Linked DNA regions of Homo sapiens: region 2 is linked to region 1. A link is an interaction called in ENCODE POLR2A ChIA-PET data of the cell type or tissue named here. Cell type or tissue: Caco-2. All regions are shown on one strand. Links, peaks and the distances in the headings refer to the core of each region. The heading gives the core; the rest is flanking DNA. Region 1 overlaps LOC124901228 (translation initiation factor IF-2-like). Region 2 has its middle 96 kb from the start of LGSN.

Region 1 (10,344 bases), core at 838-8,837:
GAGATTTATGAAAGGTTTAATATAGTGCTTAATACCCAACACATAGTAAGCACTCAATAAATGTCAGTCAATGTTATTAATACTATCCTATAATAAGGTATATTTCTACAACAACCAGCACATTCAGTACAGATTCAATGCCTCTTCCCTAGACAGTGCCTGATAAACACTGACAACCTTCATATCTTTAGACCTTTCTATTCTGTGTACCCAGTCATCATCTTCCTTCTGTTCTCACAATCTTCCTCTGGGCAGATAAAATAAAATTGATTTTGTTTCCGCTTACAATCACATTCCAGGGCACTTACAATCACAACCCAGGTGACTTAGGTTATACCCAAGTCACCTTGGGTTTTAGATGTTTCCAAACGTTTAGAGGTGATTTCTTGGTTTATAGCCACAAACATGATACATAAACAACTTTAATTTCCCAGGGAGCTTCTCACTGGTTGGGCATTATATTCTCACATTTGATGGCAAACAAATACACATTGAAAGTAAATTATAATCAGATCAACTATCCAAGAACATGGAATCAGAACGAAAGTGATTATAAAGTTTTTGACAGCTGCTGTCAGGTTAGGATAACCTGGTGCTTCTATCTCTGCTGCAGAGAGTACAATAAGGCTACAGACCTATCGGTGCAACCTCTTTGAGCATTTATCTGAAATGATTTTTCCCCAACTGTAAGAGTATCATTTTTGGAAAAAAAATACAAAATATAGGAAGTTATAAATAAAAAATTGTTTATCATCACATCACCCAGTGACACCCATAAAGTATTTAAATGTCAGTTATTACCTGTTAACATTTTAGTTTATTTCTTTCTATTTTTATAGCATTTCTTTTTATTTAACATTACAATTATTTATTTATCTTAAAGACATTAAGATATTTTCTTTTTCTTTTTTTTTTTTTTTGAGACAGAGTTTTGCTCTTGTTTCCCAGGCTGGAGTGCAATGGTGCGGTCTCAGCTCACCACAACCTTCGCCTCCCGGGTTCAAGTGATTCTTCTGCCTCAGCCTCCCGAGTAGCTGGGATTACAGGCATGTGCCACCACACCCAGCTAATTTTGTATTTTTAGTAGAGACAGCGTTTCTCCATGTTGGTCAGGCTGGTCTCGAACTCCCGACCTCAAGTGATCCAACTGTCTTGGCCTCCCAAAGTGCTGGGATTACAGGCGTGAGCCACCTTGACTGGCAAGATACTTTTAATATCCGAAAAGTATTTCATTATATAGATACTTCAAGTGATATCACCCACTATGAGTTGATTTTTTAACTAATTTCTATCTCAGAGTCTGAGTATTCTAATAAATTCAACAAAACAGTGCAAATATGTGTTTAGCACATGGCTTGGAAAACAACAAGAGCACAATAAGTTTTAGCTATTCTTGCTGTTATTGTAATCTATCAAGAGTTTAATTGTTCTCTTAATACCTAAATATACAACTTTTAGGAGTCCCGCTGCTATATTCTCAAAACCCTCAGAAATAGTGTCTTTCTCTAAGCATACTTTGAGTGCCTTTATTTATTTTAAGTTTCTGGTTTATTCCCTACAAACATATTGCTAATGAAAATGTGAAATTATGGAACTTTTCATCAGTGTGCCTATACATTCAGCACCATAGCATAAAACAGGCTCAAAACCATGGCCTTATATCTCTGTTTGGCCTTTGACAATTTTTAGAGGCAGTGTGGCATTTTGTGATGTAAAACTTCTCCATTTTATTTCCATATTTCTAATCTCTCCACTTTTCTCTGCCTCCACTGTCCTGATCATAGTCAACACCAACATTGTCTTCCATTTGACAAGGCAGGAAATCTCAAGTGTTTCACCCTGTTAAAATAATTCTACTCTAGGGCCTTCTCCAATCCATTCTCCACAGAACAGAAAAACAATTCTCTTAAAACAAATTTCCTGATATGTGGTGTGATTCACTGTCAGCAAAATAAATCCAAATCCTTTCCATGGCCTACAAGGTCCTACGTGATCCAGTCCCTGCTAGATGTCCAGGCTTATTTCCTTCCCTTGTATTGCTGCAGTCCCTCAGGTCTTCCAACTCCTTGAGTACCAACCAAACTCCCACCTGAAATTCTGTGTTGTCATTTCCTCCACCAAAAATATCTCTCTTCCTCCCCCTCTTTTTGTGATTCATTCTCATCATTTAGATCTGGATCTCCTGGGAGACACCACCCCTGACTTCACTGTCTAAAGTAAGTCACCCCAGCCATTCTGTTGACCTCCTTCACAGCACAGATTATAAATATATTCTATGCTTATTTACTTGTTATTTTCTCTCTTTTCTCACCTGTATATAAATTTCATTGGGGCAGAAAACATGTTTATGTTATTCATAAGATAGCAGAGTGCCTGGCATATGCTAGGCATTTAACACATATGTGTTGGGGAAGGAGGGAAGGTTGACAGCCACAGCTATGGATGTAGGTGAAAACCCCAAGGAAAGTGGAAAGTGAGTCCAGGAGGCCCTAGGACAAAACTCCAGTGAACACCATTGTTAACGGGATTGAGAGACTAAGAACCCTGCAAAGAAAACTTAGAAAAACTGGGAATAGGATGCCCTAATAGAATTTTATGTGGGAAAGTAATATGATAGTATGCAAATAAATAGTGGTTGAGTATTTACTATGTGCATTAATATGTCTGAGGATTAAAGAAATACATTATAGGACAACTATATTTAATGGTGGCTCACGCCTGTAATCCCAGCACTTTGGGAGGCCAAGGCAGGCGGATCATTTGAGGTCAGGAGTTCGAGACCAGCCTGGCCAACATGCAGAAACCCCATCTCTACTAAAAATACAAAAATTAGCCGGGTGTGGTGGCAGGTGCCTGGTAATCCTAGCTGCTTGGGAGGCTGAGGCAGGAGAATCACTTGAACCCGGGAGACGGAGGTTGCAGTTAACCAAGATTGCACCATTGCACTCCAGCCTGGGTGACAGAGCGAGACTCTGTCTCAAAAAAAAAAAAAAAGAGAGAAATTTCAAAAGGCTTCTATACTCATTTTCTCTTATGTTCAGTATCTTCCAGCCATGAATGGAACTATAGAAATACACGAAGATAGCAACGTTTGTTGAACATCCCTAGTTAAAAAGCAACTGTGTTAGGATAAGAAAAAAGCATGACTGTTGTAGCTTTTGTTAAATAAATGTTATTATGCTTGCAGGAAATTGTTCAACAACATTTCTCCTTATGTAAGGCCTGCCCCAGTAATGCTGCTTAGGTCACTGTCTGTCTGGATTATCTGCAGCCTAAATGCCAACTCTGTAAATTAAACCTGTCAAGTGACAGCTTTGCCATAGCATGCATATCCAACCTTTAAAATTTATTTATACTCCATTCCCTTTCTCTAGCCAGATTAAATTCTCCTTTCCTAAGCTATTTTTGCCTCAGTTCAGACTGTGGCATAATTCAACATGTTCTAAACAATCACATGGAGACTGTGGCCTTCCTGATTTTCAATTCCCAAATGATTTTTATTCAGGCTATAGAACAGCAACAGAAATTTCACCAAATTTGCTAAAATAAGAAGAGTCTTCTCAAACTAGATTCCTCCAGGTACCAGTAGGCAAAACAGTCATGAGTTATGGATAGATTCATAATAAGTCCTTTATTCAGTGCCCCAAGGAAATGGTGCCTTTCAGCATGCAAATGAAAAGTATTCTCTTACTAATCAATCTGTCCATCATTTCTTTTTTGTTTTTCCTTGAGAGAGAGGGTCTTTGGTCTGTTGCCCCAGATGGAGTGCAGTGGCATGATCACAGCTCACTGCAGCCCTAACAACTCCTGGGCTCAAGCAATCCTCCCACCTCAACCTCCGAGGGAGCTACAACTACAGGAATGCACCATCATGCCCAGATAATTTTTTTTTTTTTGTAGAGACAGGGTCTGACTGTGTTGCCCAGGCGGTATCTGTCACATCTTAATACACACACTAAGCTCCTACAGAAGTAAATACTATATTAAGCGGCAGAGTTACTAATGTGAATACACATTCTCATTTGATTTGGAGACTACCTAGACAACTTTCAGGTTTATATTTAAATTGATTACAATTAGACATGAAAAAGGGACAGAGAATGGGCATAATAGAGATCGATTCAAGAGAATTGTTTCTTAAAATAGACTTTAAAAAAAAAAGTTGTTCAAAACTGCCTTAATCAATTTTACAGAGAAAATATTACCTCAAATGGTTTGATATGATGACTTGATAAGATGTTACTTCTGATCCAGCAGGATTCATTTATTAATATAAATATTTACATCTGTAGTACCCTCCTAGGTGGGTGACTGTTTCTATATGTCTGACTCAACAAAACACAGTAGCCCACAGGCAGCTATTGGCCTTTGGACTTTGTCCTTAGGCCAGATTCCTTAAAAGGCTTGTTGTGACAAGCTTATTTGCTCATTGGAAATTTCTGTGTCTAAATTTCCCACAGAAATTAGGATGTAGCTCTGCTACAGCATTTTGATTATTCATCAAAACTTACTCAAAAGACTTTTGATAAATCTTTAAATCAATGTCTTAAGGAAGAAAATTAAGTCACTTTTTAATATAGAGCATGTTTTAGTTTTGAACAATATTTAAGCACTGCAAATTATATGTTCATAGAGATTTAAGCATAGGCATACCTTGGAGATATTGCAAGTTCAGCTCCAGACCACCACAATAAAACAGGTATTACAATAAAGGAAGCCACATGCATTTTTTGGTTTCCCATTTACACTACATTGTTGTCTGTTAAATGTGCATAGCACTATGTCTAAAAAATGTACATACCTGTTTTGTCCCACTGAACCCATAGCTGGAGTTGCCTTAAAAGCAGCAGCAGGAGAATTCGTACAACAGAGTACCCCAAACCATTTGAAGACAGGGCTGGTTTGAGATTTCAAAGAAAGCAGCTCTAAATGCCAGAGTGATCAGTCCAAAACATTTATTAAAGGAACTTGCAGGGTGTTGCAATGTATTATTGTGATGGACAGCAAGAGAAAAGGGATGTTTTACCCACATTAGTCTGTAGCCAGGGGGTGAGGGGATGGAGTTTACATGAAAATTTAAGGAATTCGGCTCAGGGTCGGGGTCAGTTTCTTTCCAGTAAACCAAGACATTATTATCAGTGCCTGGGAATGTTCAAGCTGGTTTGGGTTCAAGCCAGCTGAGGAAAACCTATGGCTACAGCTGGCTGGGTCACTGTGATTTTGGTCAAGACACAGAAAGGAAGTGGGGAAAACGGGTACCCTAGAATACCTTAATTTAAAAATACTTTTGCTAAAAAATGCTAACAGTCATCTGAGCCTTCAGCAAGTCATAATCTTTGCTGTTGGAGAATCCTGCCTCAGTGATGATGGCAGCTGACTGATCAGGGAGGTAGTTGCTGAAGGTTAAGGTGGCTGTGGCAATTTCTTGAAATAAGACAATGGAGTTTGCTGCATTGATGACTCCACAAAAAATTTCTCTGTAGCAGGCAGTGCTGTTTGATAGTATTTTACACACAAGAGAACTCCTTTCAAAGTTGCAATCAGTCCTCTTAAAACTCACCCACTGCTTTATCAGCTAAGTTTATGTGATATTCTAAATCCTTTATCATTTCAACAATGCTTACGGCATCTTCACCAGCAGTAGATTCTATCTCAAGAAACCACTCTCTTTTCTCCTTCATAAGAAGCAACTCCTCATTCATTCAAGTTTGATCATAAAATTGCAGCGATTTAGTCAACTCTTCAGACTCTGTTTCTAACTCCAATTGTCTTGCTATTTTCACCATATTTGTAGTGATTTCCTCCACTGAAGTCTTGAACGCCCTCAAGGTCATCCATGAGAGTTGGAGTTAACTTCTTTCAAACTCCTGTTCATGCTGATACTTTTACCTCCTCTCATGAATGTTCTTAATGGCATCTAGAATCCTTTCCAGAATGTTTTTGGTTTACTTTGCTTAGATCCATCAGAGGAATCACCATCTACAGCAATTTATAACCTTATGAAATGTACTTGTTAAATATTAAAACCTGAAAGTCAAAATTATTCCTTGATCCATGGGTTGCAGAATGGATGCTGTGTTAGAAGGCATGAAAACAATATTACTCTCCTTGTACATCTCCATCAGAGCATTTCAGTGACCATGTGCATTGTCAAGGAGCAATAGTATTTTTAAATAAATCACGTTTTATCAGTAGGTCTCAACAGTGGACTTAAAATATTTAGTGAGCCATGCTAAACAGATGTGCTGTCAACCAGGTTTTGTTCTTCCACTTATAGAGCACAGCAGAGTAGATTTAGCATAATTTTTAAGGGTCCTAGGATTTTCAGAATGGTAAATGAACATCTGCTTCAACTTAAAGTCACCAGCCACATCAGCCCCTAACAAGAGAACTGCCTGTCCTTCGAAGCTTTGAAGCCAAGCATTGACTTCTATAGCTATGAAAGTCTTGGACAGCATCTTCTTCCAGTATAAGACTGTTTTGTCTACATTGAAAATCTGTTATTTAGTGTAGCCACCTTCATCAATGTTCTTGGCTAAATCTTCTCAATAACTTGCTGCAGCTTCTCCATCAGCACTTACTGCTTCACCTTTCATTTTTATGTTAGGGAGAGGGCTTCTACTCTTAAACCTCATGAATCCACCTCTGCTATCTTCAGACTTTTCTTCTACAACTTCCTCACCTCTCTCAGCCTTCATAAAAATGAAGAGAGTTAAGGCCTTGCTCTGAATTAGGCTTTGACTTAAGAGAATGCTGTGGCTGGTTTTCTATCCAGAACTCTAAAACTTTCTCCTTATCAACAATGAGGCTGTTTCACTTTCTTATCATTCCTGTGTTCACTGGAGTGGCACTTTTAACTTCCTTCAAGAGCTTTTCCTTGGCATTCACAACTTGACTGTTTTGGGTATGAGGCCTAGTTTTCGGCCTATCTCTGCTTTCAACTTGCCTTACTCAGCTTAATCATTTTTAGCTTTGATTTAAAGTGAGAGATGAATGACTCTTCCTTTCACTTGAACACTCAGAGGCCACTGTAGGGTTATTAATTGGCCTAATTTCAGTATTGCTGTGTCTCACTGAGGGACTGGCCCATCAGCGGAGCAGTCAGAATATATTCAACATTTATCAAATAAGTTTGCCATCTTAAATGGGTACAGTTTGTGGTGGCCCAAAACAATTCCAATAACAATATCAAAGATCACTGTTCACAAATTGCCATAACAAATGCAATAATAATTTAAAAGTTTGAAATATTGGGAGAATTACCAAGATGTAACACAGAGACATGAAATGAGCACATGCTATTGGAAAAATGGCTCTGATAGACTTGCTCGACAAAAAGCTGTCACAAACCATCATTTTGTTAAAAAAAAAAAACAATATTTGCAAAGCACAATAAATGAAGGTATGCCTGTATACTACATATTTATTTTTAATAATCATATAAGAAAATTAATTGGATATAAAATAGGCTGTTCTAAAACAGCAAGAGGGAAATAAACTTTAACAATGCTGACAGCAGCCATGGCATACTTGAATTTTTAGGACTCTTGTTAAATATGGGTATGGGAACTTACCCTCTGCACTAGTATCCAGACACTTACTAGATTATGGCCCATTGGGGTATTTGCCTCTATTACATATATTTGCTAGACTGTCATTATACCTTGCAATCTAGTGTCTTTTTCTAGGTTGATATTGTCACGTTTAATCTATTATGGCAATGATATTACTCTTGCTATGTTAAATGTTTTTATCAGACTTCCTTGTAGCCCCAACCAATCTGAGAAGATTGAAAATCAAGGAATCCTTCACTCCTTTTGTAAACTTGGTAAAATGGAATCAATGTTTACTAGATCTGCTGTTCTTGTGAAGATTTCTCTGTTCTTCTTCATCAAGATTTGCCAATCTTCCTCTGCACTCTTGCCTTCTGCAGTCTTTCCTCTTCCATAAAAATATCGCTTATAATATTCTTTTTTTGAAATGAAGTCTCACTCTGTCTCCCAGGCTAGAGTGCAGTGCCATGATCTCGGCTCACTGCAGCCTCTGCCTCCCAGCTTTCCAGTGATTCTCCTTCTTCAGCCTCCCAAGTAACTGGGATTAGAGGTGCCTGCCACCATGCCCAGCTAATTTTTTGTATTTTTAGTAGAGATGGGTTTCACCATGTTGACCAGGCTGGTCTTGAACTCCTAACTCCTAATCTCAGGTGATCCACCCACCTTGGTCTCCCAAAGTACTGGGATTACAGGCATGAGCCTGTATGCCACCATGCTCAACTTCCTTATAATATTCTTCTAGTCTTATTTCCCAACTGCTGGCTTTTATATTTTGAATTGTCAATAGAAAGCCCTGCCTATCGTGATGAGGTTAAGGACACATGTTTTGCTGAGAGAAGTAACTTCCAGCTGAGAATCTTGTTTAGCAGGAGAGAAAATCCTCTATTTTAGAGCCTCTCCTGGAGCTTAGAGTAAGCATTGGCTTTTAGAGGTGTTTTCTCCCTTTTTGATGTCTGGAAGCACTATTTTCAAGTCTGTTAGAGACCCACTTTAAATAAGTACAGGTGCTAATGCTCTGAGTGCAAGTCTGTAAGGGTTAGTGAGTCCTCAAATCACAGAAGTCTCCTGACCAATGCTGGGATGTTCTACTGTTCTCCAAGAATCTGCAGCTTAAAAGTATTAAACTAAATACAGCAGACACCCTCAGCATAGCAGTGAACCACAATGGCAGCTGACAAGCAGGAACATTTAATGGATTGGTCAGCAAGACCACACTTATATCTTGTTTAAAATGTGTCCTTTCCTTTGGGAGACTGAGGCAGGCAGATCTCTTGAGGTCAGGAGTTCAAAACTAGCCTAGTCAACATGGAGTTTTCTAAAAGTACAAACAAATTAGCCAGGTGTGGTGGCAGGTGGCTGTAATCCCAGCTACTTGGGAGGCTGAGGCAGGAGAATTGCTGGAACCCAGGAGGCTGAGGTTGCAGTGAGCAAAGATTGCACCACTGTGCTCCAACCTGGGCAAAAGAGCAAGACTCCATCTCAAATAAATACATAAAATAAAATGCATCGTTTCTCTCAACAGCAAAAGCCTTATTTTTTCATCCTTTAAATATGTTACTTTCATAGTAGGATAAGATGGTACCTTGTCTGAGAGGCTAAGACCCCCAGGCCACTTGAGAATTTGAGAGCTTTTAGAACTTGATGAGCATAGCTGACTGGATACTTCGTGTCAGCACTGCTTGTGGTAATTACAGGATCTGTGGATCACAAGGCTCACAACTTGTATCACAAGTTCTACAAGAAAATTGGCTAACACATATTTGGCTCTGTTAATCATTTGCTGAGTTTATATCTTGTCCCACCAAATGTATTTTTTGAAATGCCATTACATGAAAAAGTTTCACTATTCCAATTATCTGTGTTTACCAACTTGTGGAGTAAGAGTGGCTGACTGAATATGTGCTTTTTAACTACACTATTATATACATTGGCCAAGCTTTTTATATTAACCCTACCCATGAAGTATCACCAATATTTCCCCCAGTGTGAAATTGACATTTGTCAAAAGCCTTTTGCCATATAAAAGTTTTTAGTTCTTATATATGAAATCTGTCCCTTTTTTTCGACATGAGTTCCCCAGCCTGCTTAGCTTTGCCCCTACCACCCAAGATTTTTAAGCTTTCTATATTTTCTTAGAATTTAAGATTTTAAAGTCTTTACTTTTTTAAATCATTTATTTGTAAAGGGACATATTTCTCAAGTGTGCTAGTTTTCCTTGATTTTAATGGATTAAAATGTGTCGTAGGTGAGCCATTTTCTTCCAAATGACGAAGAGTTTTTGTTCCTTTGAAAGTCTGGCCCAGGATTTTGTTTGTTTTTGTTTTTTTAAAGTTCTTATTTTACTTACAGAGTTAAGAAAGTTGAATAACTATACAACCAGTCTCTAAATAGAAGTTCTAATAAATCCTAAGATGTTGCAGGGCACTGAAAGAGGACAAAATTTGATCCCTAAAGCCCTCTCCAATCTCATACTCGGTGAAAATAACAAACAAAAGGCTTCAGTGTTAGTGGAAAACTGAGTTCTTAAAAAGCAGGTAAAGGTCCTGTTTGGTCCTTCTCCAGAGCTGAGGAGAAAGGGTTTTCAGATTATAAATAACAGAGGTGCCCTTGTATGGCACAGAATTGCGATAAGACTTTACTTCTTAGGGGCTTAAATAATGAAGTCAGTAAAAGAGGACTGAAAACGAACATAAAGAAGAGCTTTAGCTTTGACGCAAAGAATTACATCAGTGCTTGACAAAACCGAGGATTCTTAATTTCTAAAAACGCTTTCTTTAAGCACTTCCTAACC
Region 2 (10,344 bases), core at 701-8,700, 150 kb before region 1:
ACCTGCTCCTTGGAAATTGTTAAGCTATTCAAGGACAAGAACCTATGACATGTGTTTTAACCAAGTATTTAGTATGGTATTGGGCACTTAATAGGTGTTGAAACAATTTTGGTGGACTTGAGTAGCACAGAAAAAGCTCATGAAATCTTAATGACCCCACATGCTGGTAAATGGTTGCTGCCTCATGCTCCAAACATACCACTTCCTCAGGTCAAAACCAGTTTTTTTCCAATTCCTAAGCAACGAGGTTTGGCATAAAGCTAGGCCAGAAATGTCAGTACAGGCTATTTCTTGGGGATATTTAGAGACACCTACTGAGTTAGTAGGAAATGTAAATTGTGCCTAAATTTATCAGGATTATTTCTCAGACACACAACTACAGTTCATCTCATCTCCAAAGTAGCCTCAGGACTCCAGAAATACTCCAAGGGCCTCTTCCTAAAATTGACTAGAAATTTTGCCAGCTCTCTAAAGAATAATATTGACTGTCCCAAAGATCTCTTGGTCAAAGTCTATATTCGTGATTTGGAATTTTCCCAAGCACCAGGAATTACGCTGTGAGCTAACATTTACGCAGACATTCTCCCAGTTACTTTCAGTTTTCGGTTTTGTTAGTTATCAAGTAAAGGGGATAGCAGGTAAGGAGAAAGTAGGCAAGGGCATCAGAGATAAGTTACACTAGGACATAGCCTTGGCTTGTGTGTCATCTTCTTTCTACATGCCATATCTCCTCCATTACTGAATTTTAAGATCTGTCCTTGAAGACAGAGACTTGATCTATAGTTCTATTGCGCTGCTCACACTATTAATGGTAATAATAATAAAATTAATTTTTATTGAGGCCTTATGAAGTGCTTAATATTGTGCTAAGGCCAGGCATGGTGGCTACACCTGTAATCCGAGTACTTTGGGAGGCCGAGAAGGGAGGATCCTTTGAGCCCAGGAGTTTGAGCTAACCAAGACAACATGGTCAGACTCTGAGTCTACAAAAAATAAAAAATATTAGCTGGATGTGGTGGTGTGCACCTGTAGTCCCAGCTACTCAGGATGTTGAAGCACAAGAATCCCTTGGGCCCAGGCTGAGGTTGGTTGGGGCTGCACTGAGTCATGATGGTCCCCCTGCACTCCAGCCTGGGTGACAGAGTGAGACCCTGTCTCAAAAAAGAAAAAAAATTGTGCTAAAATACTTAAGCACTATCAAATGTGCAAGTATTCAATGAACATTTCGCAATTAAAAACTCTAAAATAAAATATCTTATGTAGAAATATTTCTGGGTAAGCAAACAAAACAAGTAGAAATAAAATGAGTTTTTATTTCTTCTTATACTAAAGGTAAAGAGAAAAACTTAAAATAGTGAATTTTCAGGATTGTTTTTAGAGACTTGAAATGAGGGCAGGTCGGGCAAAGTGGCTTACGCCTGTAATCCCAGCACTTTGGGAAGCTGAGGTGGGCAGATCACTTGAGGTCAGGAGTTCGAGACCAGCCTGGCCAACACGGCAAAACCCTGTGTCTTCTAAAAATACAAAAATGAGCCGGACATGGTGGCAGAAGCCTGTAATCCCAGCTACTCAGGCAGCTGAGGCAGGAGAATCACTTGAACCCAGGAGGCGGAGGTTGCAGTGAACTGAGATCGCCCCACTGCACTCTGGCCTGGGCAACAGAGCAAGACTCCATCAAGAAAGGAAAGAAAGAAAGAGAGATGAAAGAAGGAAAGAAAGAAAGAAAGAAGAAAGAAAGAAAGAAAGAAAGAAAGCAAGAAAGAAAGAAAGAAAGAAAAAGAGAGAGAAGAAAGAGAAGAAAGAAAGAAAGAAAGAAAGAAAGAAAGAAAGAAAGAAAGAAGGAAAGAAAGAAAGAAAGAAAGAAAGAAAGAAAGAAAGAAAGGAAGGAAGGAAAGAAAGAGGCAAAGAAAGAGGGAAAGAAAGGGAAAGGGAAAGAAGGGAAAGAAAGGGAAGGAAGGGAAGGAAGGGAAGGAAAGGAAGGAAAGGAAGAAAGAAAGAAAGAGAAAGAAAGAAAGAAAGAGGGAAGGAAGGAAAGAAAGAAAGAAAGAAAGAAAGAAAGAAAGAAAGAAAGAAAGAAAGAAAGGAAGGAAGGGAAGGAAGGAAAGAAAGGAAAGAAGGAAGGAAGGAAAGGAAGGAAAGGAAAGGAAGGAAGAAAGGAAGGAAGGGAGAGAGAGAGTAAGAGAAAGAGAAAGAAAGAGGGAGAGAAAGAGAGAGAGAGAAAGGAAGGAAGAAAGGAAGGAAGGAAGAAAGGAAGAGAGAAGGAAAGAAAGAGAAAAGAAAAGAAATGAGGGCAAGTTAGAAAGAAGAAATTGATCATAAAATCATGTGCTAAAATAAGTCAATAAGGTGAGAACAATACATGGGGTATCATAATCCCTATAAACCATTATACAAATCCTGAAAAAGTAAAAACAGTTTCTGAATTAAACTACCAGTGTTGAACACTCATATTAATAAAATGTAAAGCAACACCATACATTACAGAGGTTATGGATTATCATGGAGATCTGTATAATTAATAATAATCTATTATTATTTGACATGTAATTTTAGAGACACCATTGAAGCTTTACAAAATGAACTCTAAATGCAATTTCATTTCAACCAAGGAAACTGATAATCAAGAATAGTTATATTCTTTTCCTAAATTTATAAAACTTTTCTTCTAAGAAATGGATACACAATATTATGAAATTAATTTAAAAAGAAAGATTGGCTGACATTTATTACATAAATGGTTGTTTCTCCTAATATCTAATTTTTACTCCTCTCTTACTTAACAGATTTGTGACTGATGACATTGCTTTATGAATAGCATAAGCCCTGTTTTAACTAAGTGGATCATTGGGCTAGAAATAGAGATTCCTGTGCTGTATTTCTAGCTCTGAGTAGTTCTGTGACCTTAGGCAAACTTCTCAGCAGGAATCTCAAATTATCCTAATTAAAACTAAAATGTCATTTTCCACCCACTATATGTATTGCACAAAGGTTGTGACATGATTATCCCTCTTTTTACAAATAATTGAGTTACTTCATATAAAGGTAAAATGCCATAAAATTATTTCTACATTAATGTCATATTTAATAATCTGAAATGATTTTGCCTTAATAGGATAAGATAGTAAGTGCAAACAGAATAGAGTTCCGATTATCCTTTAAAGTTAGTAATTATTGTTAGAATATATACTAGCTTTCATGTGTATATATATAATTCATTTATATTCAACTAAATCACCATGGCTATCTTGAATATTAGAGGCAAGAGGATTCATTATTATATTCACCAATATATTCAGTATTGGTGGCTGTTATTAAAGGCTTGTAATTAATAGGGGGCCAGTCGAGAAGAGTGGCCACTGGAATCACAAACACTGTACTTCCTCTCCCATGTTCTGCTTCATAACTATGATCAAGTCACAACATCTTAGCCTCAAGACATGAAGATAATAATACTGTCTTAATTTTGTTTTGTTTTGTTTTGTTTCAGGAGAGCTAAATGGGCTGCTGGGTATAAACTATGTGGCACAGGGCCTGATGCACCTGAGGTGCCAAAAAAAAAATATTAGTCTTTATTCTTTCAAGAAATCCTATGAGATCCTTGATATTTTTGTTGTCACATACATCTGTAAAATATCCCCCCATTTCCTTGAGAACCTGTCGTTCAATAAGTATAAAGTTTCAGTTTTGTTAGATGAAAAAGTGCTATACATCATAATGTATATAATATTGTAGTCTTCAAAATTCTTAAGAGAGTAGATATGTATTCTTTAGAAAAAAACCCAAAGGGACACAATGAAACTTTAGGAGGTGTTGATTATGTCTATTACCTTGATTATGGTAATGCTATTACCAGTGTTTGCATATGCACAAACTAATAAAATTGTACATATTAAATATGTGCAGCTTTTTATATATCAATTATACCTTAATAAAGCTTTAAAAAAATAGAAAATGTGCTGGGCGCGATGGCGCGTGCCTGTAATCCCAACACTTTCAGAGGCAGTTCACTTGAGCTCAGGAATTCAAGACCAGCCTGGGCAACATGGCCAAATCCCATTTCTACAAAATATACAAAAATTAGCCTTGTGTGGTGGTGTGGGCCTGTAGTCCCAGCTACTCAGGAGGCTGAGGTGGAAGGATTGCTTGAGCCTGGGAGGCAGAGGTTGCAGTGAGCCAAGGTTATGCCACTACACTCCAGCTTGGGCAACAGAGCCAGACGCCCTTTAAAAAAAATTAAATTAAAAATGAAAACTTTAAAAATTTAAAAATGGAGACTTTTTAAAATAAAGAATAAAATAAAATATCCCCCTCAATTAGTTCATTTTCATACTGCTATAAAGAACTGCCCACAGGGCACAGTGGGACGCGCCTGTAATTCCAACACTTTGGGAGGCTGAGGCAGGTGGATCACCTAGGAGGTCAGGAGTTCGAGATCAGCCTGAGCAACATGGAGAAACCCTGAAACCCTGTCTGTAATAAAAATACAACCAGGCATGCTAGTATGCACCTGTAATCCCAGCTACTCAGGAGGCTGAGGTAGGAGAATCTCTTGAACCCTTGAGGCGGAGTTTGCGGTGAGCTGAGATTGAGACACTGTACTTCAGCCTGGGAAACAGAGGGAGACTCCATTTCAAAAAATAAAAAATAAAAATAACTGCCCAAGACTGGGTAATTTATAAAGGAAAAAAGTTTAATTGACTCACAGTTCAGCATGGCTGGAGAGGCCTTAGGAAACTTACAATTATAGTGGAAGGCAAAGGGGAAGCAAGGCACCTTCTTCACAAGGCAGCAGAAAGGAGAAGTGCCGAGGGAAGGGGAAAGAGCCCCTGACAAAACCATCAAATCTTATAAGAACTCACTATCATGAGAATGGCATGGGCGAAAGCGCCCTCATGATCCAATTATTTCTACCTGGTCTCTCCCTTGACTCGTGGGAATTATGGGGATTATGAGGACTATAATTCAAGGTGAGGTTTGAGTGGGGACAGAAAGCCTAACCATATCAACCCTCATTTCTTGAGATAGCTAGAGCGACTTCCACTGCCTAAAAGTCAAAAGAGCTTCTCCAATCATTATGCTTTGCTACTTCATGAAGTTCTAAATTGTTGATGCATTTTACTTTGCACATTTTCATTCGGTACTCCCATAGATGTTGAGTAGGTAGCGTTATGTGAACTCTCTTTAGATTCACCCGGGCATTTATTATTCTTACATCTAATACCATCAAATACATGGAGAATGCATGCATTGGGAGGAGGCCATTCATTGATCTAATAGATTAAATAAAATAAAACATCCAAAATGAAGCAAAAGGTCCTTATTCCCTGTTTTCCTGACCATTGAGAAGAGAAGACAGCTCATAAACCTAGATTATTTCATCTTTATCTCAGATTTCATCTTTCCCTTCCATTTCCAAGGGAGATGCTTTTTTTTTTGCTTTTTTTTTTTCAGAATATTCAGCTAATGGTTGGCTCCATGGCTCATCTCTGAAAAAAAAATTACTTAGAGGCAGCACGATTCATTGCTACTGTCTCAAATGCTCCTAAGACAAAGAATCTTCTGCCAACACGGGCATACATGTTTGAATTAAGCATTCCCTATAGAAGTGAGCAGTTAATGGTCCAAGGAAACATCAGATGGCATTGAGGGCCAAACTGAGAAATAATGAATATATAGATATATCTTTGATATCCTGTATCACATCCTCCCTCAAGTAACTCAGTCTTTCTTTGCACTCCTTACTCCCTACAGGCTGCCACTAATAAATGAAATTTAAAATTCTTAGAGTAGCTGAATATGGGTTAAAATAAACTGAATCTGCTCATAAATAGAGTGGTTTATGTATTTTGTACACACAATTTATAAAATACATAGTTTTTTTGTTGTTGTTGTTTTTGTTTTTTTTGAGACGGAGTTTCATTCCTGTTGCCCTGGCTGGAGTGCAATGACGCAGTCTTGGCTCACTGCAACCTCCACCTCAGCAATTCTCCTACCCCAGCCTCCCAAACAGCTGGGATTACAGGCATCCACCACCACGCCCGGCTAATTTTTGTATTTTTAGTAGAGACGGGGTTTCACCATGTTGGCCAAGCTGGTCTTGAATTCCTGACCTCAAGTGATCTGCCCACCTCGGCCTCCCAAAGTGCTGGGATTGCAGGCATGAGCCACCGCACCTGGCCTAAGTAGATATTTAAAAGAAATATATATATACACTTTAAAAGTGTATGTACATACATATGTATGTACACACACACACACACACACACACACATTTAACGAAAGTCGAACTTACAGAAAAGAAATAAAATACACAGTCCTTATCAAAAACAGATGTGAAACAACATGGAAATCCCTCTTCTTTAACCTGTTTTGTGATGCTGCACCTGGCACCCTACAAACCACAGTTCTGCTTTGCCACCTGACCCTTGAAGGCACTGAAGAGAGACTACAGGCTGGAGGAAGAAAAGACATACTTCTTCTTGTCTGTTTCCCATTCCTATGAGAATCATCCTATTAATACTTCTTCCCCCCAGCTGCAGCAATTCCTTTCCATGGCTGCAGCTGAATCTTGTGTGCAATTTTTCTAACATTCACAAAACCAGGCTCATCACACCCATACCCCCACCCCACAACACACCAGCACCAGTGCCCTCAACTCTGAAGTTTGAGTTTCAGCTTTTCAGGGCCCTTCCTCTAAGTTTCTAAGTTTTACTAACTCTCCTATCTTCTCTTTATTCTCTCAGTCCTAAGGGTGATAGCTGCTTCCTATAGTTGCTATCTCCTTGATGACTAGAATTCACTTTTTACCCTTTCAGTTACCTGATTAATAACTTTACATTTTGTTATTAATTCTTCTGCTTCTGTCTGTTTAAATAGCAGATGTAATTTCTGTCTCCTATCTGGACCCTAACTATACTATGGCTTAACACATATAAACTGGTATCATATAAACCGAGTACACCAAGATTGCTTTAAAATAAAACTATGTAAAAGTGTGGCAGGGAAAAGAGTAAAGTAAATGTGTAGCTGTTAGAGGTTGTCAGATGGAGGGAGGAGGAAAATGCTGGAAGAAAGGAAAGGAGGACTCATAGTACTTAGTGTAAAGACCCATCCATGTATAGATACAGTGACAGTGTGACTATAACTTGATGCTACACAGGTAAACCATAGAACTGAAGATTAATGATATATGCCAATAAGATTGAGAGAAGAATAAAGAGGACAATGCAACCAAATTAAATTATTTTGTAACACAGCAGAATAATGTTTAGAGGTTATAAATTTTAAAATAATGAATAAGTACATTACCATATTTAACTATATGGAGATAAACCCCCAAACAACTGGAAACACATGATTACAGTGTTCTTCTTTAAGAAATAATACTGGAGGTATGCAGAAGTGAGATAAGGCTAATTGCCTTTCCCATAAATGTTTCCATTTAATTTTTAGTATTTTATTAATTTGATTGTTTAAATTTTAAAAATGCAAAGAAAAAGATGTTGACTTCTGGAATTATGTAGTAGACACTTTTTCACATTCCTCACAGTAATGTCAACTAAAAACCCTGAATATTATATATAAAACAAACAGGCCAGGTGCGGTGGCTCACACCTGTAATCCCAGCACTTTGGGAGGCCGAGGTGGGTGGATCGCAAGGTCAAGAGATCGAGACCATCCTGGCCAACATGGTGAAACCCCGTCTCTACTAAAAATACAAAAATTAGCTGAGCGTGTTGGTGCGCTCCTGTAGTCCCAGCTACTTGGGAGGCTGAGGCAGAAGAATCTCTTGAACCCAGGAGGCGGAGGTTGCAGTGAGCCGAGATTCCGCCACTGCACTCCAGCCTGGCGACAGAGCGAGACTCCGTCTCAAATAAAAAATAAAAATAAAAAGCAAATGAAACAAACATAAAACTCTGGGAGGTAGAAAGAAGGCGGACTGGCTAGGAACCTCAGGACTCAAGGGGAAATACAGTGATGACATCCCTGGATTTTCTTTTTGTCTCATGTATTCCAGATTTAGAGCTGAAGAAGTCAGTAACTGGGAAACACCAAAGTGTATAGACTAAAAAGCCCCCACAAAAGCCAGCTACTTCTAGCCAAAAAACCAGGAAAGGGGCAGCCTAGCAGGGCAGAAACCTTATAGACAATAGCTACTCTAAACAAACCCACAGAAAAAGCTGTGCCCCACCCCCACCGTGCCAGCAAAGAAAACTAGACTTCCCTCTTCACAGCATGAGGGGAACTTTGACTCCCAGCCTAGCAGTAATGAAGCAACCTTCCTTTCCCCACTGGGGTGGTGCCAGAGGATGCCCAGCAGAGTGTCAGGGCTTTCACTATCACCCATAGGTAATGAGGCCACCCTTGCCATGGTGTCAGTAGAAGTGAGGAGCACTGACTTCTTCAGCAATAAATCTGGGATACATGAGACAAAAAGAAAATCCAGGGATCTTATCACTGTATTTTCCTTGAGTCCTGAGGTTCCTAGCCAGTCAACCTTCTTATTTCTACCTTCCAGAGTTTTATGTTTGTTTTATATATAATGGTCAGGGTTTTTAGTTGTCATTAGTGTGAGGAATATGAAAAAGTGTCTACTATCATAAAGCACTAATAAGGCGTCTGGTTGCAGCCAAAATCCAATGTGTTGATTTTTTTAGGCACAACCATAAACGATTACGAAGGCTTTACCTAGCAGGCCTCAAGGAGGAAAGATGGTCTCCCCACACCAGATTTGGTGCACAACCAATACACTGCAAACTCTGAAGGGAATTAGAGCCAAGGGTTCAATCCTCCCTGACCAGCCATGCTTTTATGTATATCTGCATTCTTAGCTGGGGCTCCTCCATTTTGAGGCCTCCTTACCAGGGAAGCTTGAAGACACTTTGCTGCACTCTGCCTTAAGTACTTGATACTTTTTCGGCCTGGCAGGGTGGCTCACGCCTGTAATCCTAGCACTTTGGGAGGCCAAAGCGGGCGGATTGCCTGAGCCCAGGAGTTCGAGACCAGCCTGGTCAACATGGTGAAACCCGTCTCTACTAAAAATACAAAAATTAGCCGGCCGTGTTGGTGGACGCCTATAATCCCAGCTACTCGGGAGGCTGAGGCAGGGGAACTACTTGAAACAGGGGGGCAGAGGTTGCAGTGATGATACCACCTCACTCTAGCCTGGGCGTAAGAGCGAAACTCCCTCCCAAAAAAAAAAAAAAAAAAAAAAAAAAAAAAAAAAAAAAAAAAAAGCCTGGTATGGTGGCTCACACCTGTAATCCCAGCACTTTGGGAGGCTGAGGCAGGCGGATAATGAGGTCAGAAGATTGAGACCATGGCTAACACGGTGAAACCCCGTCTCTACTAAAAATACAAAAAAATTAGCTGGGCATGATGGCAGGCTCCTGTAGTCCCAGCTACTCTGGAGGCTGAGGCAGGAGAATGGCGTGAACTCGGGAGGCGGAGCTTGCAGTGAGCCGAGATCGCACCACTGCACTCCAGCGGAGGCGACAGACCGAGACTGCGTCTCAAAAAAAAAAAAAAAAGTACTTTGTACTTTTTCACTCCTAGACTTTTCCCTTCTGCATCCCCCCGGCCCCCTGGGCCCATAAAACTACAGTAGCCTTTTGTTTGGCAGTGAGACAACACCATCTCTGTGCTGATCCAGCTGGCCCTCAACTGATATGCCATTCCATGGGGCAAAACAGCCAGAGGAGTCAGCACTTTCTCCTTAACCTCTTGCATATACCAACACAGAAAGTGATTAAAGGCTTGACTGTTACTTTCATTTTGGCTCCTGGCTTTAACTGGCTACTCTAACACCTGTAAGTTCAGCACTCTCCAGCTCAGCTGGGCCTCTGATAGGTACTAATACTCCTTCCAGTTTGGGAGGTATCATTAGAGGCCTAGTTAGGAGCCAGAATTCACAGACTACCTGGCAGTAAAAAGGTGGTAGCGCCTTCCTTTGCTGCAGGGTTATCAGCAAAAGCCAATTAAAACATAAGTTTAAATAAAATCCAGAGTCTCAAAACACAATATTCAACATGTCCAGGTTTCCATTGAAAATCATTCATCATACCAAGAACCAGGAAGATCTCAAAAGGAATGTAAAAAAAAGATGTCATACATAATGTAACTACCTAACACAGATTGTAAAGCAGTTGTCATAAAAATGTTTCAATGAGCAATTGTGAACATGCTTGAAAAAAATTTTTTTAATCTCAGCAAAGAAATCAAAAGTCTTGGTAAAGAAATAGAAGATAAAGAAAATGAAGAAAAATCAAATTAAAATTTTAGAATTAAAAAATACAGTATTTGAAACAAAAAGCTCAGTGGATGAACTCAACAGCAGAATGTGGC

The links. ChIA-PET counts read pairs that join two places held together with the same protein. Peaks named below come from ENCODE experiments on the same cell type or tissue, not always from the same donor. Only the 100,000 strongest peaks of a DNase experiment are listed, where the experiment ranks them.
Region 2: POLR2A ChIA-PET joins it to region 1 with 5 read pairs; 2 of 35 experiments call an interaction of 5 or more read pairs at or near these places.

What each region holds. Positions count from the first base shown.
Region 1 is chr6:63,561,297-63,571,640 of GRCh38, forward strand. LOC124901228 (translation initiation factor IF-2-like) reads right to left here. Exons shown (of 2, transcript XM_047419610.1): 2 at 4,939-10,344. It also overlaps a transcript of LGSN not described here and a transcript of PTP4A1 not described here. Among named protein-coding and RNA genes, the nearest start is that of PTP4A1, 6.0 kb to the right of the region's middle. RefSeq lists an enhancer at 10,170-10,344. In Caco-2, for the core only: no CTCF peak of the experiment used is centred there; a DNase peak (open chromatin) is centred at 4,365.
Region 2 is chr6:63,410,689-63,421,032 of GRCh38, forward strand. It overlaps a transcript of LGSN not described here. Among named protein-coding and RNA genes, the nearest start is that of LGSN, 96 kb to the left of the region's middle. RefSeq lists a silencer at 8,116-8,410 and an enhancer at 9,670-9,719. In Caco-2, for the core only: no CTCF peak of the experiment used is centred there; no DNase peak of the experiment used is centred there.